Linked DNA regions of Homo sapiens: all the other regions are linked to region 1. A link is a contact called in ENCODE Hi-C data. All regions are on one chromosome and are shown on one strand. Each heading gives the region's core, a stretch centred on a gene start or an enhancer-like site at or near the end of the contact. The rest is flanking DNA. Distances are from core to core; before and after follow the strand shown.

What was found. A loop is a pair of places that touch in the nucleus more often than their neighbours do. Pooled maps may share reads with other maps.
Region 2: a loop to region 1 is called in a map of naive thymus-derived CD4-positive, alpha-beta T cell, with 9 times the contacts of the local background. The contact joins the promoter of LINC01237 here to the enhancer-like site in region 1. A Hi-C loop is called at or near these places in 1 of 168 maps with a recorded cell type or tissue (naive thymus-derived CD4-positive, alpha-beta T cell), 1 of 37 single-sample maps with no recorded cell type and 7 of 50 pooled maps.
Region 3: a loop to region 1 is called in a pooled map, with 30 times the contacts of the local background. The contact joins the promoter of FARP2 here to the enhancer-like site in region 1. A Hi-C loop is called at or near these places in 6 of 37 single-sample maps with no recorded cell type and 4 of 50 pooled maps.
Region 4: a map of CD8-positive, alpha-beta T cell shows a loop between it and region 1 (7-fold over the local background). The contact joins the promoter of ARL4C here to the enhancer-like site in region 1. A Hi-C loop is called at or near these places in 2 of 168 maps with a recorded cell type or tissue (CD8-positive, alpha-beta T cell and naive thymus-derived CD4-positive, alpha-beta T cell) and 8 of 50 pooled maps.

Annotation. Positions count from the first base shown.
Region 1 is chr2:237,693,202-237,696,952 of GRCh38, reverse strand. The region is part of intron 1 of LRRFIP1 (LRR binding FLII interacting protein 1); the gene reads right to left. Among named protein-coding and RNA genes, the nearest start is that of LRRFIP1, 67 kb to the right of the region's middle. RefSeq lists an enhancer at 2,192-2,371. Within about 2 kb of position 1,657, at least 23 of the 41 ENCODE cell types and tissues checked have a DNase peak (open chromatin) inside an H3K27ac peak, as active enhancers do; they include CD8-positive, alpha-beta T cell, where a contact is called at or near this core.
Region 2 is chr2:241,879,344-241,883,094 of GRCh38, reverse strand. LINC01237 (long intergenic non-protein coding RNA 1237) reads right to left here and starts at 1,732. Exons shown (of 4, transcript NR_110220.1): 1 at 1,617-1,732; 2 at 460-535. LOC105373978 (a long non-coding RNA gene) reads left to right here and starts at 1,768. Exons shown (of 3, transcript XR_924077.3): 1 at 1,768-1,980; 2 at 2,078-2,226. RefSeq lists an enhancer at 1,712-2,302.
Region 3 is chr2:241,355,035-241,358,785 of GRCh38, reverse strand. It overlaps FARP2 (FERM, ARH/RhoGEF and pleckstrin domain protein 2), which reads right to left and starts at 2,501. Exons shown (of 27, transcript NM_014808.4): 1 at 2,398-2,501. RefSeq lists a silencer at 2,164-2,713.
Region 4 is chr2:234,495,224-234,498,974 of GRCh38, reverse strand. ARL4C (ARF like GTPase 4C) reads left to right here and starts at 1,894. Exons shown (of 2, transcript NM_001282431.2): 1 at 1,894-2,963; 2 at 3,139-3,751. The coding sequence starts at 2,389. The coding sequence ends at 3,169. RefSeq lists an enhancer at 859-1,632 and silencers at 1,817-2,106, 2,217-2,316.

The sequences.
Region 1 (3,751 bases), core at 408-2,907:
AGTGAAGACTTCCCAGTATGCATTCAAGACAAGGACTTCTGTCCTAAGAGGCAGCTTTGGTAAAAAGAAATCCTTCAGCCCCAATACTGGGGTATGAGACAGCAGGGCTGCCAAGAAAAGCTGACAACAGCGACAAAAGCAGCAGCAGCAGCCGTGGCAGCCACAGCTATATCTTGCACATTTACTACCTGCCAGCCCCTGCCTGCAGCATTGCATACAGTGGTGACAGTTATCAGTACCAGTTCCGAGTCAGCAGGCCTGGGTCTGAACTGGCTCCACTGCTGACTAGCTGTGAGGGCTTGGAAAGTCCCTGACCTTTCTGAGCCTCAGTTTCCTCTTTATCTGAAAAACTGAGAGAAAACGATCTGCTCCCCATGAGGTTACAGCAAGGGTTAGAGAAGACCTTCACATAAAACACCAGGTGGGCGCAGCAGGGGTTTGGTAAATATTAGCTACTTTCACTACTTAGTGTCTTCTTTGACAGCTACTGACCTAAGAGTATAAATCCGGTTCAGAGAAGTTTAGAAGCACGATGAGAAGACAAGCATGCTAAGGCACCCACCTAGCAGAGAAGCAGGAAAAACTGGGGAAACTTCAGAGGAGGGGGACAGAGGTTCTCAACCCACAGGGAAAGCCCACTCCTTTCCCTAGGAAAATCACACAGCCACGTGCCACATACAGTAAAAAAGACAGAAGGATCACAGGTGGCGTTGCTTTGATCATCTTCATTACACAAATAAATGAAACATTTTGGTTAAAATTAAGAGTAAATCTTCATTATAGTGATTTAAGATAAATTACTTCTCTACTACAAAGTAGTTATACTTTAGATTCAAGGGAAAACTACTTACCTAGTTTTAAAGTTGTAAAGTTACAATCCCAAGGAGAAACCACTGGAAACACTGGCCCTTTCCAAAATGAATGAATGAGTCTCGGAATACATATAATTTCTGTTGCCAGGTGTGTGTGTGTTTTGGTTTATTGTTTTGGAATCTGGCCTGGGGCAGGGGGATTATACTACTGGTCTATAATCAAATACATGGCAATTTTGAATGATTAAATCTTGCATGTAGTCAAAATATTTAATTTGGGAGAAAGAAACGAATTTACTTAATTTTATCTAGGTAGTCTGAATAATAAAAGTTCTAGTAAGTCCATTCCATGAAAACAAGCTTCTTTATTTAAAAAAAAAAAACAAAAAACAAATTTGGGCGGCCTCCAGTAATAACAGTGAGGTAATAAAAATCCTCTTCTCCTGTCCCATGTCTAACACGTAGTGAGATGTAATGGACTTACTGATTGGTGAAGAGGTTGGTAATCTAAACATTATGGCCTCTGGGGCTTCAAGATCACTCCTTTAAATACGAGCAGATATTCTGGAAGCACTGGCATATGAGTAACCAGTCATAAACAATTCCTTTGCTGAGTCACACAGCCTGATTTTTCGGGGATAAGAAGTTCCTCTTGGACATTGCCTTTTGAGGACCAAACATGCTGCACCAACATTTAGTCTCACAATTCTGTAGGGATTGGATAAGAATCTCACTATAATCAGGTAACTCTCCAATCAACTTCGCTGAAACACCGTTCTGCAACTATAAATAACTTGATTTCCTGTGCTCAGCATAAGTGGCAGTTGAGACTGCAGGGTTTTTTGAAATTTGCTAAGGAGGCTTCCGCTGTGGGATATTAACTCAGGCTGAACAGAAACTGACTCTTAAAGAAAAAGGGAAATTTAGTCTCCATCTTTGCCCCAGTAGGACACTCTCAATACTACTAGAAAAGACCTACCTTACTATATTTATGTCTTACCTGCCCGGGGAAATGACATGCCTAAAACACACACCATATGATTCCACGCTCCACCATCTCAGACTGAGCTAGAGCAGGGCCAGCCCGCCTCGTGCCAACTGATTCATCCCCATATTGGTCAAGACTCCACTCTCCCACACCTGGGGACCCTGGCCCAGGTACCTATAATGAGATGGGACTTGGGAGACTGTGTGTCCACGCTCTCCCCTAACAGCCCTTTCTTGGGACAGTGCTGGTCATTTAGAAGGGCTGAATGCTAATCAGTATGTGGAAAGAGAGCGGGGTGACACAAGCCATCGCAAACACAGGGAAGTTACAAAAGCTGCAGAAATGCACAGTGTCTCCACTGTCCGCATCGGACCCTCTCCTACAGCTCCAGGGCTGGTGCCCACTTGCTGAAGAAGCCCAGGCTCCCACTCAGATCCTGCTTTTGTCTTCTAGTTGAGGTGGAGCTTGCCAAATCTACTTCCTCTGACCAACCCGGCTCTCCTCTGCATGGGTGCGGCCCCCAGTCCCTCCTTTCCGCAGGAGACCCATCCCTGAACCCACGGACACAATGCAGAGCAAGAACTGGCACAAACCAGTGTGAAACACCCACAACCACTTTCCTGTGCCTATACCCAGCCCATGGCCCAGGGCAGCCGCTGGGTGACGCCCTACCCCCCACCCATGATGACCCCCAATTCCCATCACCACTCAGCACATTTCCTTCCCTACCTGAACATTAGCCTCTTAACAGGAACTGCATTTTGCTTTTGTTCACCATGTCTCACTCTGATACAGTTTTTGCTACCATTTACCAAGAAAAGCTCCTACAGGTTCACAACTTCTCTCTGAAAACCCTTGGGGCCATGATTCAGAATTCAGCATTTTTGGACATTAGAAACGTAGTAAGATGCATACACCATATATTCTGGTACAACCCAGAGTAGCAGCCCTTAATCAAAGACATCAACAAGACTGCAGAGAAACGTAAGAAAATTCACACTCAGAGGGATCAGTGAAGACCAAAACTAGCCCCCCATTGGACAGGGCAAGTCTCACTGCCAAAATTCTGCCACAAACTTATAAAAACAAAACAAAACACAAACCTTCCGGTCTTCAAAGCTTATTGGGTTCTGGAACTGGGGGTGAGGGACAGTGGGCCTGGGCTGATCACATAACTACTCAGTTGGACACAGTCCAGACTTTCCTCTCCCTTCCTCCCGGCAGCATCTCGAAGTCATCTGAACCCAGACCCGCCCAGGAGGCTCCCAGCCTTAAGTAATAGACCCTGTAGCCAGTGCCTTAGCTGCTCCAGGTGTGCCTCTACCTACTCCTCTGATTAGCCTGTCCCTAGTTTCCTCACATCCTGTTCTCAATGTTTACTCTTCCCTTCTCCAAGGACTCTAAGTCCAGCAGGCAGCTCTTCACCTCCATCCTCCTCCTGCCATCTATGGTGTCCCAGGCTGCTCCTCAGAACACTGGCACCGCTCAACCACATTCCCACCCTTCCTTCTTTCAAGAACCCTTCCCTGATGGTGATTCAAGGGTCTCTCTTCCCAGGCCCCTAGGAACTAATTAGTTGAAGGGGTAAAAACCGGCTCCAGAGGGCTGGCCCACTGCCAGAGTTTTAAACGAAGTCACAGAAAAACCACACTAAAATGGACATTTAAAAAACAGCAACCATCTGACAAGCAAAGAACTGGCTTTTCAGTATGAGTTCATCAGACTCTACTTCTACACCTCTCTCTGGCATTTCCTAATAAGCTCTCCCAAGGTCAAGGCAGTCTGATTCATCTTAAATCTTACACACACACCCAGTAGATGATTAATTTCTACCTGATGAAAGAGTGATTGTTTGGGGCTCATACTTTTACCAAGATCCCACGAACACCTGATTAAGTGGAAAGCTAGGGTTTTATATTTCTTTTCCAAAGTGCACCCTTTCACTTTTATT
Region 2 (3,751 bases), core at 483-2,982, 4.2 Mb before region 1:
CATCCCACCCCACAGCTGCAGAACACAAGTAATTTTTGAGTGTATACGGAGCATTTACAAAGATAGGGCTTATGTTAAACAGTAAGAATAAGTCTCTGTAATTTTAAAAAGTGAGATCCTGCAGTTTGTTCCTTGATCAAAATGGAATTAAATCAGTAATAGCAAGATTCCTTTTAGACTCTCCACATATTTGGAAAGTGGGCAATACTCTTCTAAATATGCTTCTCAGAATAGAGGGTTTAAAAAATAAATACACACATAAAGAGATTCTTCTAAATAAAGCATGGGTCAAAGAAGAAATCCAAAGAAAATTAGCACTTATTTCAAATATCCATCAAAATATTACACAAAAATTGTAGCATAGTCTTAGAGGAAGATTTGTGACTTTAAATACTGACGACATTTCAACAAAGAAGGTACACAGTGATCAATACACTCATGAAAGGGTGTTCAACTCACCCGTCACAAGGAAATGCAAACTAACGCCTCACTGAGATCTGCCAAACTTCTGGTGCCGACTGTGACCTGGCCGCGCCTGCGGGGGGCAGAGGAGAGAAGGAGACTGGGGGTGAGGTCCACGTGTCCCAGGCAGGGGGACAGAGGCCAGAAGAAAGTGGCTGCGGGTGAGATCCACATGTCCCAGCCAGGGACGGAGAGGAGGGAGAACCGGACAGCAGCATCTGCTTCCAGCCACGTCACGTGTTTGGAGAGGCGGTGTCACCTCAGTGTGAGGAATGGCCACTCAGGACACGTCTGGACTTCCTCCCAGCCACCTCTCACCAGGGATCAGAATCCCGGCCCCGGGGACCCTCGACCCATAAACATCTTGGGCCTACAGCACCACCAAGCACGCCACAGCCTTGGCCTGGGGCTGCTTCAGAGACACCGCACGGAGGGCTTCTCACTTCCCCAGCCAGGAGCCACCCACGCTGCACCCGGGGAGGCCCCAGTTGCATCTGTCCCACCTTTCAGACCGAGCCAGCCAGAGGCGCCCAGAAAGACTATGCCAGGCCTCAGCTGTGTTGAAACCCAGGTTGGGGACAGTGGCAGGACCTGTGCCAGCGTCTGCCCTTGCTCCTGGCTGGATTCAGTTACTTGGCTGGGCCCCAGTGAAGGCGCAGAGGGCACCACCACCTGCACAGGAAGGGAAGGAAGCCCACAGCAGAGCCAGCACACGTGTGGCCACGCCCCGGCCCAGCCCCCCCTCACACGTGGCCACACCCCCTGCCCAGCCCCCTTACATGTGGCCACACCTCCGATCAGCCCCCTTCCACACGTGGTCACGCCCCCTGTTCAGCCTCCTCGCACATGACCACGCCCCCGTCCAGCCCCCGCACACAGGGCCACTCCTCTAGCCCAGCCCCTCACACGCGTGACCACGCCCCTTAGTCTCCTCGCTCGTGGCCACGCCCCCTGCACGGCCCCCTCGCGCGTGGCCACACCCCTGTCCAGCCACACACACACACACACACACACACACACACACACACACACACACACGCTGGGCCACGCCCCTACCCAGCCCCCTCACACGTATGGGCACGCCCCTGCTCAGCGCCCTCACACGCATGGCCACCCCCCGTCCAGCCCCTTAACGCGTGCTGCCCCGTGCCCACCTACAGCGGCCTCCTCCGCACCAGGGCTGACCCAGTGTGGGGTCCAGGTGGGCTCTGGTAGGCCCCCGGGCAGAGCTGTGCCCCGCGTCACTGAGGATGCACAGAGAAAAAGGAAGGGGCGGAGGAAGCGGAAACCCGAGCAGCGCTGCCTGGGCGTGGCAAGCCCGCTAGTTTTCCCGCCCGCTCATCTGCTTTCCCTCCCTCCATAATAAGTGTGGCACCTGGAGTGTGTGACTTTCATGATTTTCTTTTAGGAGAAACATAACGCAGTCCTCTGTCCCGCCCCTCCTGCAGGGAATGGTCATGGGGGCGTAGTTAACCCCATGCGTGCGGAGGTACACCTTGGAGCCCAGCGCCGACACAGGTCAGGAGAGTGTTAGCCACTGCTGAATGACTCCTGTTGTGTGCAAAATTGTTTTGACTTTTAAAGACTACACACAACCCATTCTGCCATTATTTAGGGTGAATTATACTGCTGGGTCACAAGAAGAAGACGTGGCTCCTCTTGATGCTGAGGGAGGCCTGGAAGTCATTGCTGGGAGCTTGGGAAGAGGGCTCCCCGAGGCAGAGCCTCCCAGGGGACAGAGGCGGCCCAGCGATGACCTGGGAGGTGAGCACAGGTGTGCGGGGCCCCTCGGGGCCCACCATAAGGCCCCACAGCAGGCCCTAACCTCCCCCATGTGTCCTAAGGCAGTTCCATTTGCATTGGCAATGGTCATTTCACTACTTCTGACCTGGAAGCGAGGTATATGTTTGGAGGTGACACGAGGCTCCCAAAGGGGTGCTATAGGGCGCCTTTTCTTATTTTATAAAACTTACATCGAAATGAGCCGCACCCTGAGGGGCAGCCCACCTGCTCACCCCTGGAGGGACTCTCCCAGGGCTGAGGGTCTTCCCCAGATGCTTCACCCGGGCTCCTCCAAGTGTGGGGTGGCCTTCAGTCTGCTGCGAAGAGGATGTGGGGTGTCTGGCAGCCACTCTGCTCTGGATTTGCGGGAACCTCTGCTGCCTCCCTGGTGCCCCTTGATTGGCGCTGGGTCTAGGAACCCCCTCTGGGTTGGAACTGGACTTGAAAAGGTCATTTTCTGCCTGCACCCACCAAGGCCACCTGGGGCTGTGGAGCCAGGAAACCCCTGTCACTCTCCTCAGATGCTGGCCCGAGGGCACCCTCAGTCTCCCTGAGTCCAAATCACCTTTTCTTCCCAAATGACCCAGCAGCCTAGGCCAGCCCCAGCTGGAAAGACTGCTCCCCTCTCTCCTCCGCTCTGCTCCCCTGCCCTCTCTTCCCCTCCCCTCCCTTCCTTTCTTCTGCTGGCGGAAGTCCTGTGCCAATCCCACATCCACATCCGTCACTGCACTCCTGGATCACACCTGGACAGACACAGAACTAGTCCTGGGAGTGATCCCAGGGCCAGGACCCTAGTAATGAGTTATCTAAATGTCTCTGGGTGTCTGGAATTGGTTCTCTGCTCCAACTAGCTTTAAAGGCATTCACGCTCTGTTCCCAGGGGTACCAGGGTGCTAGCTGCCCACAGGAGTAGCATACAGGCACTCAGATTGCCACCTGCAGACATCTGTAATCAAATGGCCATAGGATGCCTGGCCCTGGGCATCAAGGGAAAAATTTAGGGGTGTAGCTGGGTGGGCGGATGCTTCTAAGTGTGCTGGAGAACTTGGGGAAAAAGAGAAAGGCCTCCAATTTAGCCCCCAAAGTCCCAGGCAAACAGGGACACTTGCCATAACAGGTGGAGACATTCCCCAAAGGCTGGGAGGCAGAGTGGAGGCATCGCCAGGACCCCAGCCCTCTGCTGCCTCTCCTGTACAGAGGTACAAAGTCCCAGGCCCCAGAAGGAAAGGGAAGGAGATCCCCGAACCTCTGCTCCAGCTAGGACCTCACTGAGGCCCAGGTGGTGTGACCCTCCACCTACCAGCCAGCCCGGGGCCCGGATCACAGCGTGGCCACTCCTCCTGGGGACTTCCCTGGCCTCCCGCTCCCCTCGCCAAAGCTGCGGGTGAAGCAGCTCTAGCCCACCCTAGCTAGCCATTGTCCAAGGCCAAGGCCCGCCTGTCCACCTGAATACCCAGGGTCCAGGGTAACCAACCTGATCCTAACCCAACCCTGCAACAGGTAGCTA
Region 3 (3,751 bases), core at 1,252-3,751, 3.7 Mb before region 1:
ACAAATACGCTATGGTCAAAGGACTCTATATTCTGATCTCAGAGAACATGACCGGAATTACCTCAGCTCAGTATCCAACACTACAATGGGGTTTTGCCTGTATATCTAGCACTATGCTGTGTTTATGAAGCTCATGACGCACTGAGTAAAGGGGAAGCTGGCAAGCTGATATGAAAGTGGGTGAAGGAAAAATAAGAACAAAACTGAAAGGACAAGCAGCAGTAAGAAAAATCTGTTACTGTCCGAATATAGAAGAGGTATTGATGTGACTAGAAGCAGGGGTGTTTGGAAAGGAAGGAAGCAACTGAATTCTTTGGGCCAAATGGATTTAAATGAGCTCACATGGAATTGCCCATGCATTGATCTTTGCTTTGGCAATCCAGTTCATACCATTCCCTCTAAACAGGATAAATTTGCTTAATTATTGCCTAATTTTTTCTCTACTGTTTTTTGTAAATATCCAGGGTTAGCTTGTTCTACTTTCTACTCGGATTATTTGTCCACCTGATAATAATAATGGCTAACATTTATTAAGCACTTACCTTGTGCCAGGCATCTTGTTAACACAGCTTTTTTTATTTATTTTTTTATTTTTTTGAGACAGAGTCTCGCTCTGTCGCCCAGGATGAAGTGCAGTGGCACAATCTTGGCTCAATGCAACCTCCACCTCCTGGGTTCAAGTGATTCTCGTGCCTCAGCCTCTCAAGTAGCTATGATTACAGGCGTGCGCCACCAGCCCAGCTAATTTTTGTATTTTTAGTAGAGATGGGGTTTCGCCCTGTTGAGCAGGCTGGTCTGGAACCCCTGAGCTCATGCAATCTGCCTGCCTCGGCCTCCCAAAGTGCTGGGATTACAGCCACTGTGCCTGGCCAAGTAAATTTTAAACTCATTTTTTGAATAAGGAACCTGAGGCAGAGAGAAATGAATACACCTTATATCAACTTCCTCTTTGGGAAAGGAATTAGTATACAAGGAACCTGGAAATTTACTAACGACTGATAGTCCTATAGGTAAATAAGCCAGCAAACGTCTGCAGTCCAGGAAACTGCATCATCAGCATTTAGTTTGTTAACAGTGAACCACCTAATGAGAATCTGCAACAAGGATAGGGCACATGAGAAGTACAGATGGTATTTGCAAGTACCCTAGGTGTGACCCTAAACTGGTCATTCCACCTCTCTCAACCTCCCTTTCCTCTACTTTAAAACGGGGCTGTGCAACTTGGTCATGTCTCTGAAGAGTTTTGGAAAACTGAATAAATAACGAGCATGAAGTGCTTCCTAAACCTTTAAGGACCTCAAAAAACAAAACAAAACAAAACTTTCAACAAGCAGATGTAGAAAATTTAAATTATATTTGGCCTACAAGTAAAGGTTACTCCATGCTTCCCTACCTCAAATGTCCTCTCCCATCTCTCTGGTACTGAGAAAATCTGTGTCGCCTGTTATAAGGCAGTCTACACAAGACCAACACGCTAACCCACTGCCACCTCAGGGTTATCAAACATTTACACAGTGGCCCAGACAAAAATATCCCACGGAAACAAAACAAAAACAAAAACCCAGAGAGAAAAACCACCCTTTAAAGATTTGGCCTTGGGTTTTAAATTTGCCCATCCCTTTTTAACACTATGTATTGACAATCTTTCCTTCAATGATGCCTTGTTCTAATTTCTGCTTTTCACATCCATTAATGGCACATGATAGGCCAGGGGTTGCTGCCATAGCGTAAACGGAAAAGGTGCCCGTAATTCGGGTGTGTAATGTACTGGGCCATATTCTGGTCCCCAGTTTTCATGGGTTTCCCAAAGGCTACCCACTGGCTTATGAGTATTTCTAGCCCTTAGTGGAGTAAAAATATTAACACCTAACACTTGATTCCCACCTTTAAGATACAATTTAAAGAAATGCTAAAAAGGCAAACGGCTCAAAATGCCTCCACCAGGCACCTCCAGGCCCATACCCTGCGGGTCCCTATGGCCCACTCTGGGGTGTCCTTCCGGGATGGGACACTCCCCGGCCCACGGCCCTGCCGGCCTCCACGGGGCACAACTCAACCCGCGAGTCCACGCGGGACACTCCCCGGTCTACAGCCCCACCGGCCTCCTCCACGCGGCACCCCTCAACCCGGGAGTCCACGCGGGCCACTCCCCGGCCCACCGCCCCGCCTGCCCCCACGCGGCAGGCTCCCTACAGACGGACGCTCCTCTAACCCGGACCCGCCTAGGAGCTCCAGCCGCCTCACGATGGCCTTCAGAGGCCGGGCGGGACCATCTCTGGTGGACCGCGGCCTCAGCGCCCCCCCCGCCTGGGCCTCTCGCCTCGGGCCTCGGGCTTCGCCGCCCACCCGGAGAGGCCCACCCCTGCCCCACGCGCCCAGGCCGCTTCACGTCCTCACCCTCGGCCTCTCGCTCGCCCGCCGCGTCCTCACCGGCCTCGCCCGGCCTCCGCAGTCGCAAGCAGCAGCCGCCAGACTCGCGTCGGCGTCGCCTGCTCCCAACTGCCCGCCGGCAGCCCCCGCGCAGCGCGCCCCGCCCTGACCCCGCCCCCGCGACGCGGACGCGCAGTCGATTGGCCTGCGGGGCGCCAGGGCGGAGCCTTCCCGTCCCGCGGCCTGAAAGCGCAAGATCGAGTTCTGATTGGTGAACGGACGGAGAAGGGGCGGGAGCAGGCAGGCAGCTGCGTAGGATATAAATCTGTGCAGCGCTCGGCTCGTTGGGCGGGGCGTCGGCTTGCTGAGCGAGGCAATGTCCTAGGCGAAGCCAAGGCTCGCTGGGCGGGGCTAGATCTTGGGCGGGGAGTCGGCTCGTTGGGTGGGGCTAGGTCCTGGGCGGGGAGTCGGCTCGCTGGGCGGGGCTAGGTCCTGGGCGGGGAGTCGGCTCGCTGGGCGGGGCTAGGTCCTGGGCGGGGAGTCGGCTCGCTGGGCGGGGCTAGGTCCTGGGCGGGGAGTCGGCTCGCTGGGCGGGGCTAGGTCCTGGGCGGGGAGTCGGCTCGCTGGGCGGGGCTAGGTCCTGGGCGGGGAGTCGGCTCGCTGGGCGGGGCTAGGTCCTGGGCGGGGAGTCGGCTCGCTGGGCGGGGCTAGGTCCTGGGCGGGGAGTCGGCTCGCTGGGCGGGGCTAGGTCCTGGGCGGGGAGTCGGCTCGCTGGGCGGGGCTAGGTCCTGGGCGGGGAGTCGGCTCGCTGGGCGGGGCTAGGTCTTGGGCGAGGTCTAGGCTCGCTGGGCGCGGATAGGTGCTGGGCGAGGCCTAGGCTTGCTGGGCGCGGATAGGTGCTGGGCGAGGCCTAGGCTTGCTGGGCGCGGATAGGTGCTGGGCGAGGCCTGGCTCGCTGGGCGGGGATAGGTCTTGGCCCGGGCCTTGCCGGCTGTCCTTGCACCCTTTGGCTCAGTCCCTGGCTGCCAGCCTCCTCCTTCCTCCAACGCATTGCATCCCTCGTGGGACTACAGGGACCGAAGGGGATCATCGAAGGATCGCGCGAGGCTGTGCTAAGGCTGAGACAGGCTGCTCCGTGGTGGCGGCCAGGACGGCCTTCCTCTGGCCTAGGGACCCCCACCCGAGAATGGAAGACTGACTTGCTGTGGCACACTTCCCTTCTCTTGAGAAGTTCATTGAACTCCTATGTGTTCTTCAAGACCCTACCCATCGTGCTCTCCTAGCCCGGCCCTGTCACCCACTGTCACCATGTGGCTGTTGAGGGAATAATTAACTTCAGGAAACACCCGGGCACTTAAGAGACTCCTCCTATGGTGCTGTG
Region 4 (3,751 bases), core at 645-3,144, 3.2 Mb after region 1:
AACACAGGGGAACACGGAGGAGGACTGGAGAGACACCTGCTCGAAAGACTCCTTTTGAGCTCCTGGGTCTAGCCATGCCTGAAGAGGACCTTTATCCTTAACTTTTCAGTGATGTCAGTGAATACATTTCCATTTTTATTTAAAATGAAGTAAGTGGCACAGTGCAGCCAATATTTTCTGTTGAACTCTATCCTTCGGGTGGCTCACTTTATTCCTCATTGAAGGAAATAGCGTGTGGGTAGAGTGGGATGTGAGGAAGAGGGCAGGCAGGTGCCCAGTTTTGTGCATACAGACCCTTGGTCCTGGAGCAGGCAGTGGGCCTCTAGGTTCTGCCTTAGCCGTCACGGGCGCCTAGGCCTTGTTACCTCACTGGACAACGTTGGGTGGAATGATAGGCAGGGTCCTTTCCAGCCTGATACTTCGTTTCCAGCCCCAAATCCACTCAGTAGAGTGGATGGTCGCTCCGGCTGCCACCTTGGGAATTCCAAGGATAGGGGTGGTGGTGGCTTGTCCTTCCTTCTACAGGTGAGGTCTTCTCACATGCTTTGGTACCAACGATATCATATGTCTTTTCGTGGTTTGTGAACAGAAGGTGATAAAGTATTTCTCTAAAATTCTAGCTTTTATTCATAAATTCTTAGCATTTTCATTTTCTTCTCCCTTGACCCCGTTTCCGTCGTTTCTGTCTCATAAGCTAGAGCTGGGAAGATGCGGTCGCCCATGCTGCGGCCTGCTGTCTCCTGCGGAGCAGCTCTCCCCAGATCTGTGTGTTTGCCATAATATACTCTCACTTTTCTCCGCACCCAGAGAGGATATACATTTGTTACATGTTTACAAACCAGAATAAAACCATTGAACTGAGGTGACAGGAGGTGGAACCCGTGGAATATCAGTGTTTGTAACCCACTGCGCCACCAGCTCCAAGCTGTAGACACATTTTCTTTCAGCCCCCGGGGCTGGTGTTGCCATTTCTGCGGAGTAGTTCACCTGCGGGCAGGTGGTTCTCAGTTCCCAAAGTCGGGTGGCAAGGGGTGCTCTCCCGAAATGCTGACGCTTCCCCTGGGATGTCAGCAGAGTCGATGCGGACGAAATGAGGTAGCCCAGGCGTGTCTGGGAGGGTGAGCTGTCCGAGCTACTTGGGGCAGGTAGGTCTTCTAATCCCCCATCGCGGCCTAGGTCCGACCCTGCCCCAACCGCCGCCACCGGGCAAGAAAGGCTGGGCCTCCAGGGTGCCCTGGGCACAGGCCTGGGCTCCGGAGGGCGGCGCTGGCCGGGTGCAGCCCCCTGGAACCCAGGCAGGAGGCGAGCCTGGGCGTCACTGGGGGCCGGGGCCGGCGACAGCCGCGGCGCGAGGGTGGGAGGGGACGCGCCCGGCTGGATCCAGAGCGCAGGCTGGCAGCTCACCGAGGCCAGCCCCGTCCCGTCCCTTCTGGGGTTTGGAGGCCCCAGCCTCGCCGCCCTCACTCCCCAGAGCGGCGCTCTCCCAGTCACCCTGGGGGCCGCCCTGCCCCGCCTCGCGCCCACAGAGCTGGGACCCCGGGACCCACTCCCTCAGGCAGGCTGCGTCGCCCACGGCTGCGGCCCGGAGGGGCAGGGGGCGGGCTAGGACCCGGGCGGGGATTCCGGGAGCCGAGAGCTATTTTTGCAAACGCGTCAGCCGCTGGGGAGGAAGAGCCGGCTCCGCGCCCATTGTGTCTGCGCGGCGCGGCGCGGGAGGGGCCGGGGGGCGGCGGGGGGCGGCGGGGACGCAGCGAAGCGCGCGAAAACGGCCGGCTGGGCGGGGAGGACCGCGCCTGACCCCCGGCGGCGGGCGGGGCGGGGCCCGGGGCGGGTCCGGGGGCGGGTCCGGGGCGGGGCGCGAGGGGGCGGGTCCGGGAGCTCTCCGGCCGCTGCAGGCTGGCGGCTGCTGCGGCGGCGCGGGGACTGTGAGGCTGCCGAGCGGACAGCGACTCCCGGGGAAGCCCGCGCTCCGGGAGCGGGAGCGGGAGCAGGAGCAGGAGCAGCGCCGTCCCAGGCCAGAGGCGAGCGCCGGGCGCCGGGAGAGCGGAGAGCCCGGGCAGCTGCCGGAGCGCGGGGGCGCGGCCCGAGGAAACCACAGAGCGAGCCCAGGCCTGGGGAGGGCGCCGAACATCTGAGGCGGCTTCGCGGGAGACAAAGCCGCGCGTAGAGACGCGATGCCCGCCGATCGCGAGCCCGGCCGGCGAGGGCGCGGGGACTGCGGCGTCTGAGCGCGCCAAGCCGTGCGCCCGCGGGGACGCCGAGCCCCGGGGCCGGTGCGGGCGGCGGCGGGCGGGGCCCAGGTGCGCCCGGCCGCGTCGGGCCCGTGACTGCTCGGGGGGCGGCGCCCTCCCGCCGCAGCCGCAGTGGCTGGCGCCGCAGCCAGGAGCCATGGGCAACATCTCCTCTAACATCTCGGCCTTCCAGTCCCTGCATATCGTCATGTTGGGCTTGGACTCGGCCGGCAAGACCACGGTGCTCTACCGGCTCAAGTTCAACGAGTTCGTGAACACGGTGCCCACCATCGGCTTCAACACCGAGAAGATCAAGCTGAGCAACGGCACGGCCAAGGGCATCAGCTGCCACTTCTGGGACGTGGGCGGCCAGGAGAAGCTGCGGCCGCTGTGGAAGTCCTACAGCCGCTGCACGGACGGCATCATCTACGTGGTGGACTCGGTGGACGTGGACCGGCTGGAGGAGGCCAAGACGGAGCTGCACAAGGTGACCAAGTTCGCCGAGAACCAGGGCACGCCGCTGCTGGTCATCGCCAACAAGCAGGACCTGCCCAAGTCGCTGCCGGTGGCAGAGATTGAGAAGCAGCTGGCGCTGCACGAGCTTATCCCGGCCACCACCTATCACGTCCAGCCGGCGTGCGCCATCATCGGCGAGGGCCTCACCGAGGGCATGGACAAGCTCTATGAGATGATCCTGAAACGCAGGAAGTCCCTCAAGCAGAAGAAGAAGCGGTAATGCGCCCGGAGCGACCGGGGAGCGAGCGAGTGCGTCAAGAAAGAATGAATGGATGGATGGATGGTTGGATGGATGGATGGATGGATGAGCGAGAACCCGCGCCCGCGAACAAAGAGCGAACCAAAGCGATGCTTCGAATTTTTAAAACGGAATCTCTGCACCCAAATGCAGGACTGGTGACTTAAGGAGCTGCGAAGTCTGATTTACCGGCCTACTCTCGACCTGCCCCCCACCCCCAGCTCAGGGGACCTTTTGTCTGAACGCCAGAGCTACTGACCAGGTCGGGGGGCCGCGGTGGGGAGTGGAAGAGCCGGTCCTGCTGTCCGCCCTCCCAGCCCCAGGTGGAAGGCTCAGTTGTCGGAAAGACAAAAGCGATTTCTTCCCACTCCTGCAGGGCCAGAAGTTCAGGCTGCCCCGCCTCCACTGGGGGATCGCACCTGTGAATTACCTGAGGTATGCATTTCCCAGAACCGTGGGCGTACCCACCTTGGGGGGCATGTTGGTTCTGGGGGGACCACCTCTCCTTGCATTCAGGGGCTGTGAAGCTGAGTAATTTTCGGTCACAGGGCAGGCCCCTGTTGAAATTTCATTTGTCCTGCTCTGGGCCCAAAGGTGGTGGTGGTTTGGGTCATCAGAGGACTGCCTGGGACGGTTCAGCGGGCACGGAGCGCTGTGCTGGCCTGGCTGGGGATGGCCGCGGAGGTGCCCTTTTCCTGGTGCTTTGTGGTGGCTGCAGAAGACCAGTTTTGTTGAGAACTGCTTTTCAGCCTGGAATCAGACATCT